Linked DNA regions of Homo sapiens: all the other regions are linked to region 1. A link is a loop called in an ENCODE intact Hi-C map of the cell type or tissue named here. Cell type or tissue: PC-3. All regions are shown on one strand.

Evidence for each region. Peaks named below come from ENCODE experiments on the same cell type or tissue, not always from the same donor. Only the 100,000 strongest peaks of a DNase experiment are listed, where the experiment ranks them.
Region 2: a loop joins it to region 1, with 15 times the contacts of the local background. A loop is called at or near these places in 69 of 110 quality-filtered maps.
Region 3: it touches region 1 in a loop (2.1-fold over the local background); 3 of 110 quality-filtered maps call a loop at or near these places.
Region 4: it touches region 1 in a loop (16-fold over the local background); 35 of 110 quality-filtered maps call a loop at or near these places.

The regions. Positions count from the first base shown.
Region 1 is chr20:16,760,203-16,762,702 of GRCh38, forward strand. No RefSeq gene overlaps it. Among named protein-coding and RNA genes, the nearest start is that of OTOR, 13 kb to the left of the region's middle. In PC-3, a CTCF peak has its summit at 1,223; DNase peaks (open chromatin) are centred at 449 and 1,219; H3K4me3 peaks cover 662 bases; H3K27ac peaks cover 476 bases.
Region 2 is chr20:16,517,142-16,519,641 of GRCh38, forward strand. The region is part of intron 3 of KIF16B (kinesin family member 16B); the gene reads right to left. Among named protein-coding and RNA genes, the nearest start is that of KIF16B, 55 kb to the right of the region's middle. In PC-3, a CTCF peak has its summit at 1,349 (motif pointing right); a DNase peak (open chromatin) is centred at 1,370.
Region 3 is chr20:16,579,101-16,581,600 of GRCh38, forward strand. LOC124904875 (a long non-coding RNA gene) reads left to right here. Exons shown (of 2, transcript XR_007067539.1): 2 at 1-259. Among named protein-coding and RNA genes, the nearest start is that of KIF16B, 6.9 kb to the left of the region's middle. RefSeq lists an enhancer at 2,276-2,445. In PC-3, no CTCF peak of the experiment used is centred here; a DNase peak (open chromatin) is centred at 1,251.
Region 4 is chr20:16,700,216-16,702,715 of GRCh38, forward strand. No RefSeq gene overlaps it. Among named protein-coding and RNA genes, the nearest start is that of SNRPB2, 29 kb to the right of the region's middle. In PC-3, a CTCF peak has its summit at 1,269 (motif pointing right); no DNase peak of the experiment used is centred here; H3K27me3 peaks cover 1,044 bases.

The sequences.
Region 1 (2,500 bases):
TTGCTTGAGCAATGCTATGTTGAACTGGGAAAAAAAAAATAAAAAGCCAATGTTGGGGCTTAGGTTTCTACAAACCAAAGGCAGAAATCCTGAGTCACAGCCAGGTTTTTCCCCCGTGAAACACCCACCCAGGTGTGCACCCTACCCTCTCACTGGATCCATTCATGGCTTGTCAGATCTCTTCCAGCTCCTTCGCCTCCCTTGCCCCTCATGACTCTGAAATAATTTAAGGATCTTTTTATCTGCTCCTAGATCTTTCCCTGGGCTTTAAATTACTACTCTTAGTGCTGCTACAAATGGATTAGCAGACAGATTCAAGCCTGGATTCCCAGGAACCGCAAGCAGACACATAGGTTTCTGCAAACCACTTTAGCCAATGTTGCGATGGACAGACACGGAGAGGTCAGCTGAGCCTGCTGAGGCCCAGGAATAGACTTGCAATACCGGTCTGTCCTGCAGGAAAATGCCAAGGGGCACGGAGGCTACTCTAGGTAATATGTGTTCCCAAATCCCACGGTTACCTGAAGCAGCCAGGTAGACGACCATGGGGGAAAAAAATCAAAAGTTTTGAGCATCAAGTTTAAACCAGTGTCTTGGGTCAGATTCCCCAGAAGCAGACCCTGTAATGAGGATTTACGTACAATGATTTGTCAAATAATGACTCCCAGGGAAAATAGGTAAGGCAGAGAGGGACTGCAGGACACGGAAGGGGAGGAATCTCAGACAAGCTGCAATCTCAGGCAAGGTCCTACAGTGGCTGGTTGGTGCCTGATCCCACAGGGGCCTCTGGGAGCTGGAAAGTTACATCTCAGAGTTGCCTGGACCTAAGGAGAGGAAGCTGAGCTTTCTTGTGGCCTGTCAGTTATGGATTCAGGGTTTTGGTGAGAAAGCATAATTTTTAGGCAGTTTTGCATATAGATAAAGAGGTCTCAAGGCAGCTGGAAGTTCTGGCATTGGCAATAAATACCACTGAAGCCAGGAGGTGTGTGAAAACACTACAATGGCATTCAAGGGCATTTGGGTGTTGCATTGACTTTACTAGCTCCGCCCAAGGTGGCTTTTCATTTCATTTCATTTCGTCCTTTCACAATCTAGTCCCTGCCACAACCTCTGTGGGTCGGGTCGCTAATACAGCCTCACATTTTCTCCTTGATTTGCTTCTGCTGAAACTTTCTGCTGTGCAAGTTAGTCTTAAGTGAGAAGCTTTGGTGGGACAAGGATGACCTCCAGTGGTCAGTTTGAGATCTGGCATCCAGAGAGACATTTCTGGACTAGAATCAACAACCCAGGGTGTGAGTGGTTCTCAACAGCATTTGGAATTGTCACTGTCAGGGCTGCCTTCTCAGGTACTCTCCATACTCCCCCTCACTCCCAGCACACACGAATTTAAAATCTGCTTGACACATGGCATAGATATGGGTATTAATATGCCTTTATTGCTAACCTTATAGTCACTTTGATTGATTCTGAAAATACACATACTAGGGGAAAGCTGACATTTCACTTTCAAACCTACTTGTATGTTTGTTTTGATATGGAGCCCTGCAGAGTTTGTAGATAGTTTTAGTTGATTTAATCCATTTATAGAAAAGCAGCAATAGCACCTTGAGCTCAGAGAGTAGAAACTTCCTAGAAAACAATTAACACAACCTGTAGTTCCCTCCAGGGGCACCATGGGGTGGCTGGAAGGCACAGAACCTGGTGTCTCAAGTCATTCACTCTAGGAGCAGGAATTTGAAGCCAGATAACCTGGCTTCAAGACCCACAACCTGTCCACAACACCCTGCCAGAATATGATTAAACAAACGTAAATCTGGGTTTCTACTTCGTCTAACAGGGTGGTTCTCAACTCAGGGCTACTTTGACCTCTCATTCCTCCCCTCTTCCCCTCTCCCCAGGGTCATTTGGTGATGTCCAAGGACATTTTTGCTTGTTCCAACTGAAGGGGATCACTACTGGCATCTAGTGGGTAAAGGCCAAGGATGTTGCTAAACAACCTACAAGCACAATACAGCTCCTCACAAAGAATAATCAGGACCCAAACGACAATGTGCCAAGGTTAGGAAACCCTACTCTAAGAGATGATATTAATCAATAGGTGAATTTTGAAAGAATGAAGAATGATGAATGCTGGAGGACCTAAACAATTATCTGGGTGTGCATTTGTTTTCTAAGTCCATTCTGGGGCATATTTGCTCACTAACAAGCCACTGGGTAGAGCTGGTACCTGAAAAATAGGTTTGTTCAGGCTTATCCTGGCACACATCTCATCACACTGGCCAGAGCTGTCAAGACAGAACCTTCATGCTGCTTGTTGCAAATGAGCCCTGGTGATTCCCTTTCTCCATGATTTTAAGCACGTTCCTTTTGCTTCATGCTTGAGTTGTGCACATCCTGGCTCCTGATTTAGCATTTCACCAAATGCCCTTCATGTGCTCCAGCAAGCCTCCCAGTGTGAAGGGTTGACACATGATGGGGTCTGAAGGCTTATTTTCATTTC
Region 2 (2,500 bases), 240 kb before region 1:
CAAGATGAAAATACAGCCAACTGGAACTCAGCTGTCTTCAGATCCATCTTCCCACTGACTTCTACAGACTTTGTTTCCTCAGCCTCATCAGTAAAAGATTTCAACAAACTGTTATTTCCATTGGGTCATTTCCACAAATTGCCAGTCTCACTCATTCTGAGTTAATTCTTAACCATTTTAGCTTTAAGAGCTGACAGTTTTCAATCTTGCTCTCAAATTCTGATGACTTACTCAAGTCTCAACCATAATGGCAACTCACACTTACTCCGGTCTTTCTAAGCACTTTCGTGTGTTCATGTATAATTCTCATCAAAACGCTACAGGGAGAGTAGTGTTACAAGACCCATTGATGAGGAAGCTGAATGGGGAGAAGTCAGGTAACTGGGAACACACCAGGGAGTGCCAGAGCTGGGACTGCATGCAGGACTTAGTTATCACTGTGATGTGTCCTCTTCCCACACCCTCGAAAGCAACAACCAGGCCCCAATCCTACCTGGAAGGGCCCCTCCCTGAACTTCTCTTAAGAAGCAAAAGTCAGGAACCCCAGGGGCACTCAGGACTCCAGACCACCAGTTGGAGGCTCATTTTCACCACTGTATATGGAATATGAGTAAAAATTAAATATTTCCCCAATTCTCTCAGATTAAACAAAACACAAAAGGCAAATACCATTTTTTATGAATTCACTAGTAAGGAAAAAAGTCTTCTAAAAACTTTTCAAAGAATAAAGAAGGACTGTTTCTCATAGTTTGGCCTGGGGCTAAACCAAAGTCATGGAAAATATCACATTTAAACCAAACCCAAAGGTTTTCAGAATAAAATTATTCCCTAGGGTTAAAATCTATGCCTACCACTTTGCTATTACTTCATTGCCCAGAAAGTTAACCCAGGCGGTTTTCCGGTTCAGGGGCTCAGGGGGTTTGGGGCCAGGAGACATGACTGCAAACGGGTCTAGAAAATCCAGGTCTGGAGGCGCAGAGACCCAGGGCTGGCTCAGACTCAGACTCATTCTCAGTGAGTCTCAAATAACCCACCCAAACTTGGCGCTATGACCTGGAAAAGCAGCCGGCACTGCCTGCATCTCTCCAGAGGTCTTGGCAAGGAAATCGAGATACCCCCATCACAGCTCCCACAGAGGATGCACCGAGCATCGCCCCCACAACCAAGGTGGGAAGCGGGGCCTGCTTTATGAGACTGACAACTGCTCTTCCCCGCTGGCATCAGAACCTGGCTGGCCTGGTTACCTGAAATCCACCTTGCTGCCTGTCAGAGCACAGATTTGAAAGCTGATTTCCTGGGTAATCCAAGGCATCACTGGGGCCTCACTTGAGGGGAACTGCCCACAAGAGGGCACTGTTAAAATAAAAACTCGCTCATCGGGCATGTCAACTGGGAGATGTTAGGTTTCAAGTTTCTCCTGGGTTGAATTAAGGAACAGGTTGTGTGAGATCAAAGCCTCCCTTTGGAGTTCTGAAGAACCATTAAGAAAATCAGACCTTGTTTAATGATCTTTAATTTACATGACTGTAGATTTAAGTTGCTCATTGATTTTTTTTCTAATTCTAAAATTAATTTGGGAGAAAAAATATTAACGGTCATCTTACTTGGTATTTGTTCAAGGTTAAGGGAAAATTGAACTATAGTAGTAGACATGATATATTTTCTCAATATGCCTTTACATTCAAATCACACACACACACACCATGCTACACTAGCATCTTCCCCTATTTATAGCAGGGATGCGACCTGCCAGCCACTTCCTGTGCCTGATCCATCTGTCATCGTGAACACACCACTCCTTCTCGTCCACATCCTTAAGACCTTCCAGTGGCATCTCCAGCACCCGTACAGCCCCATGGTCCAATTCTGCTACTATTAAAAGTCAATTAGGTCTACAAACCTGAGCAAGTTCCTTAAGCTTACTGAATCTCTTCAACAAAGAAAAATAGAGTTAAAATTTAACACATTTGATTCCTGTGAGGATTAAACAACATAGCACATATGAACACCAAGCAGAGTTTCTGACAACAATGGAAGTTCAACCAACATCAGTTTATCTTTCCTCTCCCAGGCCTTCTTTCAGACCAGGCACCACCTCTCTCTGTGAGGCTCCCATTCCCATCACTGCCATTCCTTCCTATCTTTCCCTAATTTTTTAAGAGACAGGGACTCGCTATATTGCCCAGGCTGGACTTGTCCTGGCCTCAAGTAATCCTCCCACCTCAGCTCCCCAAGTAGCTGGGACTACAAGTGCGCAACACTGCACCCAGCTCCTATTTTTCCCAGATGTTTGATTCAGTATCTTCTGGATATAGTCGCTCCAGTCCTCCAACTTTAACATTTACATTGTCTCAGAAAGCCAACTTCCTCCACAAACCATTTACAAATGGACTACATTTCTCAAATGTTAAGGTGCACACAGAGAACTGGGGATCTTGCTAAAAAAAAATTCAGATCTAATTCAGTAGGTCTTGGAATAAGACCTGAGATTTCACATTTC
Region 3 (2,500 bases), 180 kb before region 1:
TCCAGCACTGCAACCAATAGCCAGGCAGCCACCAGACATGTGAGTGGGGCCACCTCACACCAGCCAACCTCCACCAAGTCATCAGATGTATGAGTGAGAACAGCCCAGAACAACTGAGCCCGTCCAGACCAGCGGAACAACCAAGCTGACCAGTAGACTTAGGAGCAGTAAACAGATGATTGTTATGGAAGCCATTCTGTTTAGGGTGTGTGTGTTATTGCTTGCATCCAAATACATCCTATCTCATCTAATGAGAAAAGGCCCTGCTCAAGGGCTTTTGCAGCTGTAGTTGGGCGCCGGAAGTGTCTTTGTGGTCATTTCTTACTCCATACACGGGGAGATCAAGGCTCAGACCAGGTAGTGTGACTGTGGACAACACTTTCCTTACCCCTCTGTGACACTTAAATCAATGAAGCAGATTCACAGAAGCATGCATGCTCACTGAACACAGTATTTGCATTCCTACCTCCAAACCTTTGCTCCACCCATGCATCCAGTAAGAATGCCTACTTCCCTCCTCTCCTCCATCGAGTTCTTTCTTTGAGTTCTACCTTCCCTAGTCTTCCTCCACTGCACCAACCCACGGTGATCCCTGTCTCTTCCAAATGCTTTGTAACATGGTAGGCATCACTCACTTGTGACTCATTGGACCATTTTAAAACTTGGTTTTCTGTGTCTCTTTTCCAACAAAATTACAAATTCTTTGAGGGTAAAAGTCAGGCCTAATAGTTCTCTGTACTCCTAGTAGTGCCAGTGTGGTAAAAATTTAACTTGACAATTAGCAAAACCAATAAATTCCTTACACTATTCTGTTCCTGTAGGTAATCAGTATATGAATATGGATTCCTATGTGATGATTTTCTGGTCTATTTTGTCCCTTTTTTTTTTTTGTTACTTTAACCAGGCCATAACATAAAGGTTATGCCATTTGTTACTGTCAAGCTTAATTAAGCCCATTATAATTCGTTAACCCCTGTGCTTGCTTTGTAATTAACATTGATTAACACAAACAAGTACAAAATAGGCCATCAGCACTTTCCAGAAGTGCTGATTACAATTACATTGGTAATTCAATACGGTATAGAAGATGGCAGGATAGTAACTTGCACTCTGTTTACATAAGGAGACAAATGCTACCATGCAAAACTAAGCCAAGAAACAAAATACTTTCCTCATCCAACTCACTGATTAAACCCTTACCCTGTTAACTCACCCTATGACTGTGTAAACCTCCAGTAAGATTATTGAAGGCACAGCTCCAAGTAACTTGCTTAATTGCATTCCTGGGACAAAAGAGGGAAGCGCTTCAAAGCTGACAGACAGATGGTAGAGTGTCCAGTCACAGCAAAGCAGGCCCCGAGGCTCATGACAGACAACTCCAGGGCTGAGATCTCATTTGTAGCTCTGGGATAAAGTCCAGGGTTTGATGGCAGCAGGCTGAAGTGTAAAGATGCTCAACAATGCGCACCCCAGAGACACTGAATCTGAAAAAGCTTAGAGTGAATAAAAATCTGGAAATGAACTCTGTCTGTCTATTCACCATTCCCCCCATAAAAAAATTCCTATATTCCGGATGGTGTTCAAGTTCCCTTTCCACAGGACCTCAGCAGTCAGGGAGGTGCTCCTGCAATCTATGTGAAGGAGATTTCACCATGCCCACATGGGAATACAGTAGATTGCCAGTAGGGATGCCACACCTTTGCATTTCCTCGTATTTCCAGGAACAAAGCTGGGGTGCCTAGGAGCTGCAGCAGTTTTTCTTCTGTGTAAAATAAGCAAGCAGGACTCTGCCCCACTGCACTCCAGGGAAGGATTAAGAGAATTGATATCATCCAAATCAATTGGCCCTGTGCAGATGACTTGATAATGAGGCCATTGAGTTTTTATGGTTCACTATTATTGCTACAAAAATTATGCTGCAGAAATCATTCAAATGCTCAAAAAGGAGCATTAGTACGAAACTGGGTGTTCCAAAGTTGTTGCTGAGAGGTGTGTAATGTTCCTGAAGATCCCCAAGGCACTAAGACTTCTCTGTACATGAATGACTCATAGAGAAGAAATACACCAGATGAAAATATATGGAGAAGTTTGCCGAATGTCATATAACTTGTAAGTATTAGAGCCGAGGTCTGAACCCTGATATCTGTGTCCTTATAGCTCAGGCCTTTTCCTTCAGCCCCTCCTTCTCAGCAGAGATGTGTTGGAGAAATCACTAGAAATGGAAGAGCAGCTGTCAGAAGCAGAATTGAATGAAGTGATAGGGGAAAAACATACATGTTGATACAAATGGTCAGCCTTAAGCAAGACTGTGACATTGATGCAGCACAGGGAAGCCTCAAAATTGGGACTTAGCCCAGGAGGGTTCTTGGCTTCACCCAGGAAAGAATTCAAGGGTGAGCTGGTGGTGTTAGAATGCAACTATTACTGAAGTGGCAGTGTACGGCAGTAGCAGAGGCACTGCTTGCGGAGCAGGGATACCCCAGAGGCACTGTGCCCAGAG
Region 4 (2,500 bases), 60 kb before region 1:
CGAGAAACCTTTGAAGACTAAAATATGTTCTTTAACCTCTGAAAGTGAGAGAGTCTAAAGCTGATGTGAACCTAGGCTGTGCACGTGAATCTCCTGGAGAGTTTTAGAAAACCTCATGCCTGTATCCACTACCCTATAGATTCTGATTTCAGTGGCCTGGCCTGGGTATTTGGATTTTTAAAGACTCTCCAGGAGAGTCTCATGCACAGTCAAGTTGGAAATTTTGAAACCTTGATACTCAAAGTATGGTCGATCTGTAGGCCAGCAGCATCAGCATCCCTGAGTACTTGTTAAAAATACGGAATTTCACCCCAGATTCACGGAATCAATCTGTGTTTTAACAAGATCCCCAGGTGATTCAATGGTGCAGCCAAGGTTGAGACCATCTAGAACCTAGAAAATAATCTGAGAAGCTGTCCTTATGAAAGACACCACGCCGTCTTCCTTATTTCCATTTAAAGGTGGTTTTTGCCTCTCCTTCCCCATATCTAGTTAGGTATCAAGTTCTGTTGATTTTCCTTTCAAATCAAATCTCCCTGTGTCTCACAATGTCCAGAATTCCCTAATGTCAGGGTATTTGCTGCAGCAGCCTCCAGGCCCCCAACCCCTTCCATCTCCCTTGCAGGTTACTGATAGAATAAGTCCTTTAATTTCCTCTGCTCAATGACATTCCTGGCCCCGGTTTCCTACACATCTCAAATGTGCATCTCTCTCTGTCTGACTCCAAGGCCGTCCCTCACCTGGCTCCTGGTGACCTGTCGAACCTGATTTCCCACTGCTTTCCTAATGGTTCTCTCTGGCTTCAGCCTGTCTTTTCACCCAGACACAAGGTGCCAGCCCAGACTTCTCTCTCTTGGCTCCTGGAAAGCCATGTGCTTTCAGTCTTCCATTTGCCTCTCCAAACCTCATTCATCCTCCCAGGCTGCTTTCTTTTGCTTTGATGCCTCCAGTAATTATAATCTGAACGATTAATTATTAGCTTCACATCATATTGGTCATCAATTTTCATGCACATAGAACCAAGCTGAGCATGAAGGGCTAAAACAGAATGAAATGTAGCGTGGAGATGAACCCAGGCACTCCCTGTTCAAGATAGGCCTGGCCTCTTCAAGAAGGCACCCTGGTTGTGACCACATCTTTCTGCACTTAGGGCAGGCCTAGTGGTTTTGCCTCTTCCATTGGACTCTTGGCCTTCAGGTTGGTCTTGTAGCCTCTCTGGATTAAGTGTTATCATCACATCCAGCAGTTGGGTCCTGGTGCTACCTGTGGGTAGACCATCATGCCACATGGTGGCAGTGCAGATGGATAAGAGAGGCAGGAAGAATATGTAATAATAGCAATAGTTTAGGGGTTTCTACGTGCCAAGCACAATTCTGAGTGTTTCATATGTGATTCTTTAATTTTTTTAATTTTTAATTTAATTAATTAATTTATTTTTCTGAGACGGAGTCTCGCTGTGTCACCCAGGCTGGAGTGCAGTGGCACAATCTCGGCTCACTGCAACCTCCGCCTCCCAGGTTCAAGAAATTCTCCTGCCTCAGCCTCCCAAGTTAGCTGGGACTATAGGCATGCATCACTACACCCAGCTAATTTTTTGTATTTTTAGTAGAGATGGGGTTTCACCATGTTGGCCCGGCTGGTCTCCTGACCTCAGGTGATCTGCCTACCTTGGCCTCCCAAAGTGTTGGGATTACAGGTGTGAGCCACTGCACCTGGCTTGATTCTTTTATTTTAAAAAGCCCTTTTACTATAAAATAAAACATAGATACCAGAAAATCATGAAGTTTTATAAGGCAATACCTGTGCAAACAGCCAGATCAAGGGACAGAACCTCACTAAGAACCCTAGCACCTTTCTGATGCATCCCATCCTAATCAGAGTCCCCTATTTCCCTTCCCCCAAGAAACAAACTCATCATTTTGATTTTTTAAAAATTATGGTAAAACACATAACAAAATTTACCATTTTAACCATTACCGAGTGTACAATTCAGTGTCATTAAGTACATTCACACTATTGTACAACCATCAACACCACCCATCCCCAAAACTGCTTTTATCATCTCAAATTGAAACTCCCATTACCCATTACACAAGAACGTTCCATTCCCCTCCCCCACATACTTAGTAACCACCATTCTGTCTACTGTGTCTATGAATTTGACTACTCTAGGTACCTCATCTAAGCAGAATTATATAGTGTTTATCCTTTTTGTGACTGGCTTATTCACTTAGTATAGTATCTTTAAGGTCCATCTGTGTTGTAGCATGTGTTAGAATTTCTTTCTTTATAAGACTGGATAACATTCTATTGTATGCACATGGCCCATTCTGTTTGTTCATTCCTCTGTCAGCGGACACTTGGGTTACTTCTACCTTTTGACTGTCATGAATAATGCTGCTGTGAACATGGATGTCCAAATATCTACTATGATTTACTATTTATACTTTTATCATCCAATTTTGCATCTGCAACCAAGCACTTTGTTTGGTCCCAACTC